2 separate regions of the Homo sapiens genome follow, and region 2 is linked to region 1. Evidence: read pairs that join two places in POLR2A ChIA-PET (ENCODE). Cell type or tissue: MCF 10A. All regions are shown on one strand. Each heading gives the region's core, and the rest is flanking DNA. Links, peaks and the distances in the headings are about the cores only.

Evidence for each region. ChIA-PET counts read pairs that join two places held together with the same protein. Peaks named below come from ENCODE experiments on the same cell type or tissue, not always from the same donor. Only the 100,000 strongest peaks of a DNase experiment are listed, where the experiment ranks them.
Region 2: POLR2A ChIA-PET joins it to region 1 with 23 read pairs; 2 of 35 experiments call an interaction of 5 or more read pairs at or near these places.

Annotation. Positions count from the first base shown.
Region 1 is chr5:73,359,664-73,368,541 of GRCh38, forward strand. No RefSeq gene overlaps it. Among named protein-coding and RNA genes, the nearest start is that of LINC02230, 26 kb to the left of the region's middle. In MCF 10A, for the core only: no CTCF peak of the experiment used is centred there; DNase peaks (open chromatin) are centred at 4,578 and 5,918.
Region 2 is chr5:73,278,079-73,286,956 of GRCh38, forward strand. It overlaps LOC124901002 (a long non-coding RNA gene), which reads left to right. Exons shown (of 3, transcript XR_007058818.1): 2 at 8,409-8,878. Among named protein-coding and RNA genes, the nearest start is that of LINC02230, 55 kb to the right of the region's middle. In MCF 10A, for the core only: no CTCF peak of the experiment used is centred there; DNase peaks (open chromatin) are centred at 823, 2,943 and 3,553.

The DNA of each region.
Region 1 (8,878 bases), core at 397-8,396:
AGGTCCTATCCCCTCTTTCTACTCAAGGACAGCACACTTAAATTTGCCCACCCTGCCCTCCTCATCCATGTTCCCATATCAGCATTCAACTGTACTGTAACTTCTCCATCTTAAAAAACAAGCAAGCAAACAAAAAAACAGAGACCAATCTAGATACTACCTACTTCTCTGTTTTCCTTTATAGCAAAACTGCAAAAGATTTATGTATTCCTTTTGCCAATGATGCAGACTCAAAACAAAAACCAAAAAAGATCTGTGTATTCCTGCTGCCTAAAATTCCTTTTCTCCCATTTACTTTAAGAAATTTTAACAGAAAAATTTCAATCATATCTAAAAATAAAGAATATCACAATGAATTCATTATTATATTACTCAGATTTAATAATCATGAATTTAATGCATAAGTGCTTCATTTCTTTTTTTCTTGCTGAAGTGTTTTATTTTTATTTTTATTTATTTATCCATTTAGTGACAACGTCTCGCTCTGTCATCCAGGCTGCAGTGCAGTGGTGTGATTTCGGCTCACTGCAGCCTCTGTCTCCTGGGTTCAAGTGATTCTCCTGCCTCAGCCTCCCGAGTAGGGATTACAGGCATCCACCACCAGGCCCAGCTAATTTTTGTATTTTTAGTGCAGATGGGGTTCCACCATGTTGGCCAGGCTGATCTCAAACTCCTAACCTCAAATGATCCACCTGCAGCAGCCTCCCAAAGTGCTGGGATTACAGGCATGAGCCACCACACCTGGCCTGAAGTGCAAGTCCCAGATAGCATGACATTTTAGTCTTAAATACTCAGGATATATCTATAAGAAATGAGGAATTTTCTTAAACAACTTTAACTTGATTAAGAATAATGATGAGGCCGGGTGCAGTGGCTCACACTTGTGGTCCCATCACTTTGGGAGGCCGAGGCAGGTGGATCACGAGGTCAGGAGATCGAGACCATCCTGGCTAACATGGTGAAACCCCGTCTCTACTAAAAATACAAAAAATTAGCTGGGCGTGGTGGCGGGCACCTGTAGTCCCAGCTACTTGGGAGGCTGAGGCAGGAGAATGGTGTGAACCCAGGAGGCAGAGCTTGTAGTGAGCTGAGATCGCACCACTGTACTCCAGCCTGGGTGACAGAGCAAGACTCTGCCTCAAAAAAAAAAAAAAAAAAAAAAAAAAAAAAAGAATAATGATGAAACAATATTGTAGTACGTGTTGTGTATTATAATAATAATCCCTCTGTTCTTTCTCAAAAATATCCCACTCTGATCAGGGTGTTTGTCTCCACTATTCCACATGAACTTCTCCTGACTAAATCACATGACCACTCTGTTGTCAAGCCTAATGACTATTTCTCACTGGTAAGGTGACCAACTGTTGCAGTTGGCTTAGAGGTTTCTTAGGACAAGGGACTTTGTCTTAGTCCATTCAGGCTGCTCTAACAAAAATGCCATAAACTGGTGGCTTATGAATAATGCAAATTTATTTCTTACAGTTCCAGAGGCTGGGAAGTTCAAGATCAAGTTGCCAACAGATTTGATGTCTGGTGGGGGCTCACTCGCTTCATAGATGGCACCTTCTGTCTGTGTCTTCACACGGTGAAAGGGGCTAGCTAACTCTCTGGGGTCTCTTTTATAAGGGCACTAATCCCATTCAGGAGGACAGAGCCCTCGTGACCTAACCATCTCTCAAATATCCTACCTTCTTTTGTTATTTGAGATGGAGAGTAGCTCTGTCACCCAGGCTGGCGTGATCTGGGCTCACTGCAACCTCCATCTCCCAGGCTCAAGCAATTCTCATGCCTCAGCCTCCCGAGTAGCTGGGACTACAGGCGTGCACCACCACTCCCAGCTAATTTTTGTATTTTTAGTAGAGACAGGGTTTCACCATGTTGGCCAGGCTGATCTCAAGCTCCTGGCCTCAGGTAATCAGCTCACCTTGGCCTCCCAAAATGCTGGGATTACAGGCATGAGCCACCATGCCCAGCCCCACCTTCTAATATAATCACATTGAGGATTAGGTCTCAATGTAGGAATCTGGGGGGAACACAAACGTTCAGACCATAGCTGACTTTCAGTGCTAAAACCCAGAGTGTCTCAGGCAAACCAGGATAGTTGGCTGTTGTATTTCTCAGTCCTTATCTTTCTCAAATTTTCAGGAGCAATCAACAGGGGTAATTATTCCTTTCTTCTTCTTCTTCTTCTTTTGAGATGGAGTTTCGCTCTTGTTGCCCAGGCTGGAGTGCGGTGGCATGATCTCGGCTCACTGCAACCTCCACCTTCCGGTTTCAAGAGATTCTCCTGCCTCAGCCTCCTGAGTAGCTGGGATTACAGGCACTTGCCACCACGCCCAGCTAATTTTTGTATTTTTAGTAGAGATGGGATTTCACCATGTTGGCCAGGCTAGTCTCAAACTCCTGACCTTGTGATCCGCCCGCCTCAGCCTCCCAAAGTGCTGGGATTACAGGCCTGAGCCACCGCGCCCAGCTATTCCTTTCTTCTTAAACAACATTCTTGTCTTCCAGGACACCAGTCTCCCTTGGTTCTCTACCTCCCTCTCTGGCCACTTTGTCACAGTCTCCTTTGCTGGTTCTGTGCATCTGCCTGACCTCTGAATGTTGGCATGCCCCAGGGTTCTCTGGCCTCAGTCCTCTTCTCATCTTTCTTTACTTCCAAGTCTTTAAATAGCACATATGTATTGATGATTTGCAGATTTCTATCTCCAGCCCAGACTTCTCACCTGGATGAGAGACTGTCACTTCAACTGATGATTTGGCATCTTCACTTGAAAGTTTTAAAGACATCTCAAACGTGGTAGTTCAAAACCAAACTCCTGATCCTTCCCCAAAAACCTTCTCTTCTTATAGCTCTCCTTGTGATAATAGATGACAACTTCATGCTTCTATCTGCTTGGAGGAAAAACTTTGGGCTCATCTTTGACTCCTGCATCATATGCCCCATATGCAATCCATCAGCAAATCTGGTTGAGTCTTCTTTCAAAAATTATTCACAATCCAACTACTTCTTACTACCTCCATTGGCACCATTTCTTGCCTGAATTATTGCAGTACCCTCCTAATTGGTCTTCCTACCCCCATCAGTGATTCTTTCCACCATGCTAAAATGCTGTGATTTTTACATCCTTATATTAAAGCTTGAGAAATGGTAAGAATCCCATTTTAACAGATACGTGAAAGTACTTTCCCTATGAATCTACATGAGTGGAATATATTAGGTCACCAGCATACATTGACTCTATTTTAACTTTTGATTTTACAAAGAGTTCACCTTACGTTATGTCTAGAGGTCTATAATTAAAAGATTGAGTTGTCTAGGGCTGTGAAATACTTTTTCCACATTTCTCCATTTTTTTAAAAAAAAGCTGTATTTTACATGAAACAAATAGTTTGGTTACTGTCATTTTAATCCTGTTTATATTGACACAAAGTTTAAATATTTTTAGAGTATTTTATCCACTTGAATTAAAATGCATGAACGTATTTTTATGAAGAAGCCCAAGAATATGAGTGAAACACTGCTTAGTTGGACTTAATTCAATGTACCCATTCCATGAAGCCAAATTTCTGGGGGTGAGTATGCATAAACATAATAACTAGTCTTACATTTTAGTTCTTCAGTGTTAACAGTACTTCTCACAAATTGATTTCTAAATTGTCCAAGCAAATCACTCATCTTCGGCATCACACCATAGTCTTTATTTTAGAAGCCTTTTTAAAAAGGCAATCCTAGGCCATTCATAGTGGCTCATGTCTGTAATCCCAACACTTTGGGAGGCCAAAGTGGGTGGATCACCTGAGACCAGGAGTTCAAGACCAGCCTGGCCAACATGGCAAAACCCTGTATCTACTAAAAATACAAAAATTAGCTGGGCATGGTGGTGCACGCCTGTAGTCCCAGCTACTTGGGAGGCTGGGGGAGGAGAATCGCTTGAACCCAGGAGGCGGAGGTTCCAGTGAGCTGAGATTATGCCACTGCACTCCATCCCGGGTGACAGAGTGAGACTCCATCTCAAAAATAAAATAAAATAAAAAAGCAATCCTAATTATTTTATAAAAATTCCTTAAAAACTAACACACTTGTTTCCTTGCTATGACAAAAAATATGTTTCCACTATGTTTCCCTAGAAGCTTTCCAGCAAACACAACCATTATTACTCATAATTCTCAATAATCAATAAAATATTGGCCAAGCACTTTATTACTAAGATTACACACAATGAGGCATGGAAAATGTTATCTGTGGTTTATCCACCAAGAGTCTTAATGGAATACCTGCTGGAACCACAAAACCGTGCTGAAGACTATAGAGACACACAGATTTCCCTTCTCCTAAAGCCTTGCTGAATTGCTCTGCAAAGTGAAAAGCTGAGTCAATCCTCTGAAAAATCAGTGGGGAAAGAGCAGCTCCTTGAGGCAGGCTGTATCTTATATACTGGCCTCCTCCATCTGGTGAGGAGAAGGCATTCCTGGGAGAGGGAGTACTACCTGGTCCCTCCCTCTGCAGATGGGGAGCAGACTGTGCCTTGCCAATTCCATTTCTGTTCATTCTGATTCCCTGAAGTCATGACTTGTATCTAGACACAGTTCCTTCAGCTCCCGTTCAGAAAATTGTTGCTAAATCTTCCAAGGCTGCTGCAGTATTTGTGAGCTCTTTCATCATGTCAAAGGACTTCCACCAATCCCTCACTGACTGCTGAACTATACCTTGTGTTTCTTCAACCATATCCTCAAAGGAGCATGAGCTGCAGTAAAACTCATAATGCGGTCCAGTGTGATCTTTTGCCTTTGTTTCTTTGAAACAGCCCTCTTAATAACACTGCCTCACACAGTCTACCCAGGATAACCTGCAGGACTCGTTGGCTGACAGCATGTGCAGAATGGTGAGCTACTGCTCATTGCTCACTATGCTGCTGTCACTGGCTAATAGCATATGTGCATGGGAAATACATATATTAACTGTGAATGCTAATAAATTACATATAGATTCTAACTGTTTTCTGATTTTCCTTGTCCATCCCTCTCAGTACTTGAAGGGCTACTCACCTATTAAATTTGTTAATTGGAAGAAATGTCTGAAGATCCCCACAAGGCAAGTTTATTCAATTTAACTTTTCTAACTTGGTTCAGATTCACCATATAAATGCTCCATGTTTTACTTCACTTTGTCTCTGTTAAAACAGTCTCCACAACCAAGTTGAGCAGAAGAGTTAGAAACTGTTTCAGATATTCCTTTAGCTCACACACACCTTTGCCAGAAAAATTACCTTTCCAGAATTTCCAAAATTAAGGTCTCATTGTAAACACTTAATCATTTCACTACTGGACACCCTCATTCAGAGAGGAGCTGTCATTCAATTTAGTTTGTTTCAAGTGATTTTCTGTACTTCGGATGGAAGAAATAATGGTTGTTTTTTGTCCACCAGGTTTCTATTCTCTCTTCCTAATCAACAGCCTGATTCCTTTGGGGGAATTACCTCTTCCCCTTCTGTGTAGTTTTGGTGAGACTATACCTATCTCCTATCACAGAAACTGAGAGATTAGATCTTTTCCCTCTCATTGTGTTAATATAGCCATTGGCCTGCCTGTGATAAGAGCTCAACCAATAGGTTCCCCTATCAAGACTTTAAATTTTGAGTGACCCAAAGGTTACAGCTTTGTCTTTTTCAGACTGTTCCAGTTATGGCATCATTCCTATGACACAGGCCTCCTCACTCTGCAGCAGTCTTGGTTTCTGCCTATCCCACAGCACAAAATGAAGCAATAAATTTATTTATTTATTGAGCATGTCATAGGTGGTAAACATTGTTCTAGCCCTGACTCACCAAGACAATTGAGGAAAACATATTTATAACTCCAAACACACCTCTTTGGCCTGCAGGAGATGGCTCAGTAAGCTACTAAATTATTGCAGCAACTGTATATGTTTTCATTAAATCTGCAGATAAATGATCAGGCATGTATCCGGCGTTGTTCCACTGGCACTGCTGTGGACTAAACAATGGCCAGTGTTCTGATGTGAATCATTTGAATAGTTTTCAACCCACTTGACTATTCTGGGCTTTATTTGTCAGTTAAACAAATAAACCCAGAGCTTTTGTTTTTATTAGCCGGCTTGAACTACTGTGGCCCAGTTGAGACAGTACTACTTTCATTGCATTGCATCGCATCTCAGCAGGCCTGCTTAAAAGCCTTTGGTGGGCTGGGATTTCCCTTTCCTTCTCAGAACTGGTTTGATCAAAAGCTTCCCATTTAATCTGTCCTTTAGAGCCATCTATGGGAATGAAAAATGCTCCTGGTTGTGCTGATGCGAAAAGAGTGACAGCTAACCTCGGATTGGGACTACCTAGATTGAGGCACCTGTGCCAGGGAGGAAAGAACGTCACCCACCAGGAGAGCAGAGCAGAAGGCATGAGAGAGAGGTGGGCAGGGAGGGGACCGCAGGGTGGGCACAGCCAGTGCCTGGGCTGCCACTTTGATGAGGTGTGATCCCTGAGAAACCCTTGCACTTGTTGCTCTTAGTGGTATGTGTTCCACACAGGTGGCCTGAGGGAAGTGCTTGTGGTGTCCTCCTGAGGAGCGGGACAGGCAGAAGAAGGGAAACTGAGGTATCCTCAGGAGCCCCCTCATAAAGACATCTCTTTACCCCAAGGCCTTGTCCTGTGACCGCAGAAATGACAGCAGCAAAAAGGAACAGAGTGTCCAAGCTGACATTTTGCCAAGCCTTATTCAGCGGCCAGTCTCCTAAACGAGCCTCCCCGCTGATTTCCAACAGTTGAAGAATCTGGCTTCCACAGGGAACAGCTCTCATGAGCAGTGGTGCTGGAGACAGGTAATTTGAGGTCTCTATTTAGATCACTGGTCCTCAACCATTTTGGCACCAGGGACGGGTTTCGTGGAAGACAGTTTTTCCGCGGACAGGGGGCAGGGTGGTTTCAGGATGAAACTGTTCCATCTCAGATCATCAGGCATTAGTTAGATTCTCATAAGGAGCAGGCAACCCAGATCCCTAGATTGCATGCGCAGTTCACAACAGGGTTTGCCCTCCTGTGAGAATCGAACAACGCAGGTGATCTGACAGAGGGTGGAGCTCAGGCAGTAATGCTCGCTCACCTGCCGCTCACCTCCTGCTGTGCAGCTTGGTTCCTAACAGGCCATGGACTGCCAGTCTGTGGCCCAGGGTTTGGAGACCCCTGATTTAGATCACCCAAGCCCACAAGACCAACACACAGCCTAGGCACAAAAAGGAATGTTTAGAACTGAATTCCCCCCATTTGAGTCTTGAAGATAGATGCTCACTGAAGTGGAGAGACGTGGCTGGAAGGTAGAAAAAAAGGTGAAAGAGCCAATCGATCAGTCCAAAATGCAGGTCTGTTGTGTTCAAGTATTTGAATGAGGTTCTCAGTTGGCTCAAGGAGGACAGAAAGAAGGAAATAAGACTGCTGCTTCCCAGTGACTTATTCTTTTTTTTTTAATTGAGAAAATTCACATAACATAAAATTCACCATTTGGAAGTGTACAGTTCAGTGGTTTTTAGTATATTCACCATGTCGTATAGCTATCACCACTATGTAATTCCAGAACTTTCCATCACCCCTAAAAAGAAGCCCCATACCCATCAGCAGTCACTCTCCCTTCTCTCTTCCGCTAGCTGCCATCAACCATTAACCTACTTTCTGTCTCTATGAATTTGCCTATTTAGACATTTCATATGAATGAAATCATATAACACATGACCGTCTTTGTCTTCTTTCAGTCGGCATAATATTTTCAAGGTTCATTCATGTATCAGTACTTCATTCCTTCTTATGGCTGAATAGTATTCCATTGTATGGACGTACTGCATTTTGTTTGTCCATCATCAGTTGATGGACATGTAGATTGTTTCTACTTTTTGGCTCTTATGAATAACAGCACTGTGGATGTTTATGTGCAAGTCTTTGTGTGCAGATATTTTCACTTCTCTTGGGTATAGACCTAGAAGTGGAATTGCCAGGTCAGAGACTTCATTATTTCTTGAAATTCTGGTCCTCGGTGCAGAAGTATGGGACAAAATAACCACGATGCTGTGCTTCTTGCCACATTCTTGAATATGAAGCTCTAGGCTCAGAAATGCCATGTGATTTGACATGAGGCCTTGGTGCCTGCAGGAATGTGGTTGGAACCACATACTCCCTGGAAAAAGGAAGTAGAATGTGATGTGGTAAAGGAAGCCAGGCCAGAGTCAGAGGATCTTGCAGGGAGCACCCACTACCCCCTTCTTTATCCCAGCTACTCCTGTGCATGAGCCTGGGGTCCCTCCACATTCTATCCACTGCTGTCCTTCCCAGAAGCACCAAAATATTGGTCAGGTAGTCAAATAAATAGATGGAAAGAGTTAATAAGATATTTTTAAGTACTTGAGAATTTTATTTATTCTTTTTTTTTTTTTTTCTGGAGACAGAGTCCCTCTCTGTCACCCAGGCTGGAGTGCAGTGGTGCGATCTCAGCTCATGGCAACCTCCACCTCCTGAGTTCAAGCGGTTCTTGTGCCTCAGCCTCCTGAGTAGCTGGGATTACAGGCATGTGCCATCATGCCCAGCTAATTTTTGTATTTGTATTTTATTTTATTTTTTTACTTTAAGTTCCAGGATACATGTGCAGGTTTCTTACATAGGTATACAAGTGCCATGGTGGTTTGCTGCATCTATTGATCTGTCCTCTAAGTTCCCTCCCCTCGCCCTGCGCAGGCCCTGCTGTGTATTTTTCCCCTCCCTGTGTCCATGTGTTCTCATTGGCCAGCTCCCTCTTATGAATGAGAACATGCAGTGTTTGGTTTTCTGTTCCTGTGTTAGTTTGCTGAGGATGATGGCTTCCAGCTTCATCCATGTCCCTG
Region 2 (8,878 bases), core at 304-8,303, 82 kb before region 1:
CAATTGGGGAAACAGATGCCATGGATTGATTGTGTTATAAATTTTGCATGAGGATGGAGCTCCATGCTGCATCCTGTGCATCTAACAAAGTGCTGGGCCTTCCGGGGGTTGTAGGCCCATTAGGAGATGGCATCTTCACTGAAACCTGATAGACATTCTGCAACATTTCTTTCAATTCTGACCTCTCCCTTCAGTTACTGGGCCCCAGGCCCCTCCCTCGGTGGACAGGCATTGTTTCTCCAGAAAGACCTCGGATTCCTTGTGTGTAGAATGTTGTTGGTCTTCTGCCACTGAGCAGTTGCTGGCTGGGTAGAATGATGGTGGGGAAGGCCACAGCAAGGCACTGGGCCCAGCACACTGTTTAGCTACCTGGGTGTCTCCTGGAGCATGAATCTTCAAGACACACTGTCTCCATGCACCACCAGTCCTTCAATGGTGAGGTTCTGTGTACCTCGTTCCTTTATATGGGGGCTACCTAAATGTGTGCTTTATGTTGAAAGAACTAGAACACATCCTCGGTGCGTCAGTGGGAAGTATTTGGAAAACTGACTGGAATTTTATAAAAGTTGTTTCCATTTTCCTAATATAAATGTCCATTAGCATTTTTCAACCATCCTTCAGAATTAAAGGACTAATTCTTCCACTTGAGTCAGTGTAAGGGAAATTTGATTCATTTCCCTAAAACTTCCCTCACTTACCTAGAAAGGTAGTTGCAACAGTGTTGAAATTCATCAGCTGTTGAACAGTGTAAAACCCCACATCTGAGGAGTGCCTCACTCAGGTGACCTTGGAACGTCCAAGTGAACAGGTAGGTTGGAAGGTGGCCAAACCGCAGGGTTTTTAAGAATCTAGTATGATGTCAGTTTGCCAGGGGCTGTTGTCAATTCTCATCTGAAAGCCAGAAACTCTCCTAACTGTTGAGCCTCCCATCTGCCATCATCACGGGCTGTCCCACAAACAGCTTGCCTCGGCACGAGGCCGCCACCTTCCACTGAGACTTTTTGTGAATTTGATTCCTGAGGTTGGCCGTAAGCTTTTTTTGAGGCACAGATGTTTTCTAAGGTGCTGGTGCTCATGCCCCAATTCCCTCATCGCCACAGGCCCACCCCTGTCTCTTCACCCACCCTATGCACCTCTTCTGGGCACCACTTCCCTTCCTCCCCCACCCCATGGTCTTGGCATATCCTGGCTAAGCTGAGCTGTTAATGTGTTGAATTGTGTTGAAAGTAAAAACAGAGGTCTGAGAAAACAATTAGCCCTGAAACACACCAGGAGAGGCCCAAGAGAAGACCCCTGCAGTCTGTTACAGAGAGAGGTGACAGCTCCAGGCAGCATGCTTGTTTATCCGTGTCTTGGGTGAGTGTGTGCGTGTGTGTGTGTCTGTGTGTGATCTCGTCCCCTTCCCTTCACCTTTGCCCAGATGTGAGCATGGGCTTTGTTAATAACAAGTGATTTTGACTTTTAAGGGTGTCATGTGTGCCTAACCTCTGGTGTATGTGTGTCTATGTTAAAAGGACACATGTCTGTGTCTGGTCACATACGTTATCTGGGCCCTCCCCTGTGCAGCTCTGTTGGTTAGGAAGGGAGAAAACCTCCCTGAATGATGTGTTGTGTGTGACTTTTCCTGTGAGCTCTTCTGACGCCTCCTCAGCCCTCTCCCGCTTGCCATCTCTGGGCCATCCACTCCCTTCAGGATTTTTCTCTTCTGGATCAAACTGCCAAAGTCCACTTTAATTTTGACTCCAACTTTGAGATTGACTTAAGTTTTAACAGTAAGAAACCCTTTTGGTGCTAGTACTCCCTAGCTCTTGTTTCCCAGATGAACATTTCTTGGGGCAGAAGGAAAAAAAAAAAAAAAGAATTAGACTCCTTTTGCTACATAAATAGATGTGACATTCAAATCCAGAGTTAAATGGAATTTCTCGAACATTAGCAGGCTTGTGCAATGACCTATGAAGTCAAAGTCACTAAAGTTTTCTGATTAATTAGTTGCATGTAGTAACTTTAGTGCTCTAAAAGAAATGAAAGAAAGAAATAAATAAAACACTTTGCAATACTGGCTACCTACTAAGATTTACTAAGATTCTAGAGAGGTTTACTTTCCTCTGATGATATTGAGGGCTTTTCTTTGTAGGGAGCTGCTGGCAACTGAGGATTTTGCAAACAGAATTCAGAAGGGAGGGAAATACTTCATGATGGCGTGACTCTGAGCCAAGCATAGCATTCACTAAAAGGCTGCCCAGCCAGGTCAGCATCAAGACAGAGGGGTGGCATTTATGAAATCTGAAAACAGGGCCAGAGGGTTCCAACGTGATGGAGACAGACACTATTGCCAGTCTTTGCAAGTGACAGCCACCCTGCAAATATTAGGTGGCAAGTGGGATGCTCTAGAGCTGAAGTAGTAAGGATGTGAGGGAACATAAGAGTGGCCGAGAGTGTGGGACATTCCAGGAGAGGGTTAGGCAGGGTTTTTGGCAGAACCACAGGTCCTAACCCAGTCCTGCTGGTTTAGACAACAAGTGGAGTTTCTGTATAGGCTGGCCATCTGGGCTGGGAGAAAACAGAGAACAGAAACCTTAGCACAAAAGGGTTTCTGACCTAGATGCCTTCAGTCCAGAAGAGCTACAGAGCTGGGGTGGGGGGGTGGGGCATGTGGGGGCCCTGAAAGGAGACACTGCCCAGTGGTCACAGCCTGGGTGGAACTGAAGAAGTCAGTTGGCCCGTGAATGGTTTTTCTTCCTGCCTGTCACACCAAGGGGATTCTCTTCCTATGTAACGTAATAAATTCCCCTATAATCTCAAGATGCAGGTAACAGCTTGGCCCTGGTGAGAAATGGCTGGCTTCATGTTTCCCCCAGTATGATTTCCTGTACATACAGCGAGGGGCCCTGCCCACTCTCCTGCAGAGCTCGGGAGCCGAGCCTAGAAGGGAAAAACAAGGCTGATTCATGTTTGTGATTAACTTCTCACCTAACGCTGTAATCCCATACATGGAACTGGCCTGGCTTGTCACTGCTTGGCTGGGACCTCGGTTGTTGGAAGAAGGGTAGGTGGCCGCAGATTCTGCACCAACACTGCCAATGCCACCCTTGCCACCCTCTGTGGGCGGTGCCTCCAATCCCCTTGCTTTGGGACGCCTTTTTCTGTCTTTCCCCCTGTGTGGCCCCATGGCATTTTATTTGCACCTCTTTCATGGCGTTTGCCTTTTCTTCACTTGCAGTTATTGATGAACTCCCTGAGGCGATGGAGCGGGGGCGGGGGTGCGGCGCAACCATGTTCTCCTTCTCTTTAAACCTTCTCAAGTGCCAAGCCCAATGCCAGGCCCAGGTTTAGTGCTCAGCAAATCACAGTGAAATGAACTGAACGGCAGAGGATGACCTCCCTGGAACAACTGCCCTGGATAAAAAAGAAGCCCAAATCAAATTCCAGCCCCTGGCCGGCAGGGCAGATGCGACCTCCCTCTGCTTTTCTCGACAATAATCCTGGCCCCTTGTTATGATAAACTACTTGCTCCTTGCTTGGCAGTACATTCAGGAACTGGACTGCTGCCAATGAAAACACAGGAGTGATGGTAGGACTATTGAAATAAATTAATGGCCTATGACAAATACAGGAAAAACAGTGCTGGTTAATAAGCTCAAACGCCAACAAAATCACATGTTATTTAAGAGGAGGAGGAGTTTTTACATAAATGTGTGTGATTTTAAGTAATAAGAATGATTTTTAAAAACCCAAGTAATTCATAACCTTTTTAGCCGAGTAAATGCTAGCCCTTTAAAGTTGATATCAATACTTTGGGAAGCTGCAATTGCCTAAAACAACTATACTACTCTTTTTGGCAGCCTTCAGGGCTGGTTCAGGAGGAAAATTAAATCTATTACTTGATAATTACGCTTTTTGGTTTAAGTCCCAAATGGTATCACCCAATATGATTACTGCCCTGACCCACCAGATTTGGCTCTAAATTATTTTTGATAGTTTCCAAAAATCAGATGCACCCTCAATTAAACCAAATCTTTGCTATTCCTCAGGCATGCAAAAGAAGGTACTGTAAATTCTGGAGTTCCAAAGAGAGATTCCAAAACTGTTTCATGACCAAGAAAAATGTCAGTGTCGACCTCGCAGGTGACCACCGCAAATATGCAAGTTCGGATTTCTTTGTTTGAAGATCTGTCATGTCATCTTAGAATCAGTGTTCATAGTTGCTCATTCTGGGCAGACTGTCATCAGGTTCGGTTTGCACAAAACAGTTGACCCGAATCAAGGAATTTAAACTTTGAATACTAGACCAGCTATGACATTTGGATCAGTGGGAGCCTTTGCAAATCAATATGAAAACTCGAGCAGCCCACACGGGTGTTTCACCAGCTGGCCACCCTGCAGGAGGCACATGCAGTGAAATAACTAAAAGCAGCCTCCTTTACTTCTAACCTGGCATAAATCACTCTGGTTCGATTTCAAGGGGGTGGGATGTGCAGGAGTGCCGGCGTCAAGCCCCAGCGCTAAGTGGCTAATCGAGTCCCTTGGTCTTCTCAATGTGTTATTTAGGGCTGGTTTACTTTCCTGATGGTGGAATGCTGTGATCCACTTACAGAAGAGAGTAAACACACTCCAAGCACTAACTTCATGCTTCATGCAAATTGAGCCCCAAAGAGGCCTGGGTGGTAGAGGAAAAGCTCTGCTATGCTGCACCTTGGGAAAAATGAGCTGGTCAGAAATCTGTTATCCAAGATCTAATTCATGTTATCCCAGTAGGTCTATCCCCTTTTTCTCTCTCTTCCTCACCCTTCTAGGAACTATAAGTGAATGCAAGAGCAGTAATTGACTGTGTAAATTAACCCATTTGTTTGTGAAGCTAAAGATCTACTTCCTCCACCCCCACCTAAGACAGTGGGAATAGTAACTCCCAGTTCCCCCACAACCCTAGGGCACCTCCAACCTGTAAAACTCACCTGCTCTGTCACTGTCAGCTTCTGGTGTCTACTTCCTAGACTGAAGGCAATACTGGAAAGGTCAGATTCAAGGGCTTTCAGGTTAGTAAAACTCCAGCTGGCATGGCTTCCACCATCTCATTAATGAAGAACAAACACACACTAACACTCCTTGGGAAAAGTGCCTGCTGGCTTTCTTCCCTTATTACTGGGAATAAATCAGCAGAGATCCACAGAAAGGGGAAGGCTAGGAGGAGAAGATCTCCAAGACATGATCTACACCCAAAGGCATCCTTGACCATAATACCATAAAGGGATATCAAAAAGAGCTAACACTTTTTGAAACCCAGGTGGCCCCTGACCTAAGCTATAACAACCCCAGGTATAGGCAGGTCTGGGTCAGCTATCCTATTGCCCACTGTTCTTCAAAAGATGTTGCTGAGATTCTTACTCAGTGTGCGGGGGTCCACAGATTGGTGGGAAGTGGGTGAAAGTGTGACTTTCCAGGGGCTTCCATTCCACTTGGGATGATTAAGAACATAGATTCTGAAGCCAGACTACCTGAGTTTGATTCTGGGCCCTACCACTTACTAACTGTGTGACTTTGGGCAACCTACTTAACACTTCTGTCTCTCAATTTATATTTCTGTAGAAAGGTTATAATAATAGTACCTTCCATGTAGGGTCACTGTGAAGATTAATGAGATCAAATATATATCTAGGCCTAGAACAGTGTTGGACAGATAGACTGTGCTATATGAGGGTTAGCTGTAAGGATTTGGAGAAATACATTATACGTCAAAAGTCATGTCCAGTTAGAACAAAGCCATATACAAGAATGCACAGGAAGAATACTTTGGAATTAGACAAAAAAGAGAAATCCATGGGATTGAAGTAGGCAGAATGGACTTCTCAGGAGAGGTGGGGCCTGAATCCAGGACTTTCAGGGATGGGATGGGCATAGTCTACTCTGACCCTTTTTCTCTAACCTAGATTGACCACCCATGAATATGGGGCTGCCACCCCTAAGGAGGACCTCAGGCATCTTTTCCCTAGCAAATGTTCTGGATCTGCCCACTCTGTGGCTCCCTCCCCAGCTGGCCTTTTGGCTTCATCTTTGATTCCTGGCTCTTACCCATGTGCTATTGGATCAGGTGAGAGATTTCAGTTCAGGTTAACATACTTTAGGATGGGTCTATGCTGAGTGAGGAACTGGGGCTAAAAAGGTGAGCACCTAACAATATCAAATATCCTCTCAAGAAGTTCCTAGTCAGTGTTGACAGAGGTGGGAACAGTTTTATAATTCACTATGTTGGGAGTGGTTGCTATGGGAGCAGAGAAGGGGAGGGCTTGGCCCAAGGGCAGACAGAGAGATCAGTGACTCTTCAAGGGCGACAGGGACAAGCCAGGGCCAGGGGCCATGATGAGCATACAGGGCGAATGGCAGTCCAGACAGGAGGAAGTGCTTGAAGTTTAGTTTGGATTCCAACACTCTCTGGGAACACTGGGTGGTGCTTTCCTTTTATCTCTCACTGCCTGCAGCCCCTCCGAAAGCTCCAGTTGGCCAGGGTTGATGAGCATCTGTGCTGGGCTGGCCACAGGCCTCCTAATGAGCCAGCTCCAGACTGGGCAGGGTGAAGGGCTGGCGGGGGTGGTGAAGACTCTCCAGGCAGGAGGTACACCATAAGGAAAGGCTGCAACAGGAAGGTCCAGTGGAGCTGTGGGCACAATACCAACGTTAAAACCCGATCTCTACCATCAGTTAGCTCCGTTATCTGGAGCAAGTTACTTTGCTTCTCTGGAATCTTCATTATAAAATAGGTGAAATAATACTTGGAGAAGTGGTTCTGGGGCTTGAGTGAGATACATGAGGAACACCCAATAAGCACCTACTACTATGTGCTGGGCTGGAAGGGGTTGGCCAGGTCCCAGTCCCACTCTGTCATTCTGCTGTCTGCATTCACAATACTAAATGGCACTTAGATCATTAGCTGTCAAAACAAATCAGGGAACTCAGGACACTTCTCTTTGAAATAGCTTTTAAACAGCTAGTGTTTGATAAAGATTAGGCAGTGAGAGTGTTGGTCTTTACCCCAGGAAGAGCCCAGTCAGGTTGCAACTGTGTTAGACTCTCCCAGAGAGCCCTACTGAGCTGGGAGGGCTGGCGCCTGGCCTGGAGGAAGAGTCTGCGGGCTGCAGAGTTGCACATCCTGCTCAGCCTGAGGAGGTGGCTAATTAGGGCTGATTGTGAAGAGGGTTTGATGACGTGGACACCTACATGGGAAACTTTGTATGCAGACCACCACTTCATTTCAGGCAGGTCATGAAACAGCTATTGGACAAGAGCATTCACTCACTCACTTTAGATGGCCTAGGTGAAATGCTCCCTATCCCAGCACCAAACCTAAGCTATCTATTTTCCCTATTCCTGCAACTTGAATCAGCCTAGTCAAAAATGCAGAAGTCTGGCCTGAAAATTGCCCAAGGAGAAGAGCGAAAAAGAAGGAAGAAGAATGCTCTTTTCATAGGGCCGTGGCATCGTTTACGGTGTTCCCAACATTTGAACTACTTGAGATTAAATAGTAAATAGTTCAACATATAAACAAACGTGTGAAGAAGCAACCTCTTACATTGCTGGTAGGGGTAAAAATTGATGTAAGTCAGTTTGGCAATATCTATCACAATCTCACATTTTGACAAATGAACACTTTATGAAGTAGTTCCACTTCAAAGAATTTATTCTACAAGTGTTCTCACTTGTGTAAAATGACAAATGTACCATGTTACTTTTCAATTGTAGAATTATTTGCAAAAGATTGTGAACAATTTAAATATCAATAGAGAACTTGACAAATAAATTACAGAGTAGAATATTATGCAGTTATGTAGATGGTGTATGTATGCATGTGATGGTTAATTTTTCTTTTTTTGATATGGATTCTAGCTCTTTCGTCCAGGCTGGAGTGCAGTGGCACTATCTCAGCTCACTGCAACCTCTGCCTCCCGGGTTCAAGCGATTCTCCTGCCTCAGCCTCCTGAGTAGCTGGGACTACAGGCACATGCCACCATGCCAAGCTAACTTTTTGTATTTTTAGTACAGACGGGGTTTCACTGTGTTAGCCAAGATTGTCTTGATCTCCTGACCTCGTGATCCGCCCGCCTTGGCCTCCCAAAGTGCTGGGATTACAGGTGTCAGCCACCGCGCCCAGCTGTGATGGTTAATTTTATAGGTCAACTTGACTGGGCTAAGCAATACCTGGATGACTGGTAAAACATTATGTCTGGGTGTGTCTGTGAGAGTGTTTCCAGAAGAGACTAGCATTTGAGAAGGTAGGCTGAGTAAAGAAAATCCACCCTCCCTAATGTGGGTGGGCATAATCCAATCTGTTGAGGGACTGACTCAAACATAAAGGCTAAACAAGGGCAAATTTGTTCTGTCTGCTTGAGCAGGGACATCCACCTTCTGTCTTCAAACAGCAGAGCTTCTGGTTCCTGGGCCTTCAGACTTGGACTAGAACTTCACTACCAGCTTTCCTGGGTCTCCAGCTTGCAGAGAGCAGATCGCAGAACTTCTTAGCCTCCATAATCACGTGAGCCAATCCCTCATAATAAATCTCCTTGTGTGTGTGTGTGTGTGTGTGTGTGTGTGTGTGTTTGTGTGTCTGTACAGATAGATTCTGTATCTTATTGGTTCTGTTTCTCTGGAGAACCCTAATACAATATACATGTATGTCTACATTCTATGAATGTATATATCGCCAAGAAATGTTAAGTCAAAAAAGCAAGTTGCAAAACAGCATGTATAGTATGCTACCATTTGTACATGTGTGTAAACAACTCTGGAAGGATCTTCAGGAAACAAATTACATTGATGGCTTATGAAGAAAGAAGCTAGGTGGCTGTTGGGGCAGAAGAGAGACTCAACATTTACTTTTTTATACTCTTTG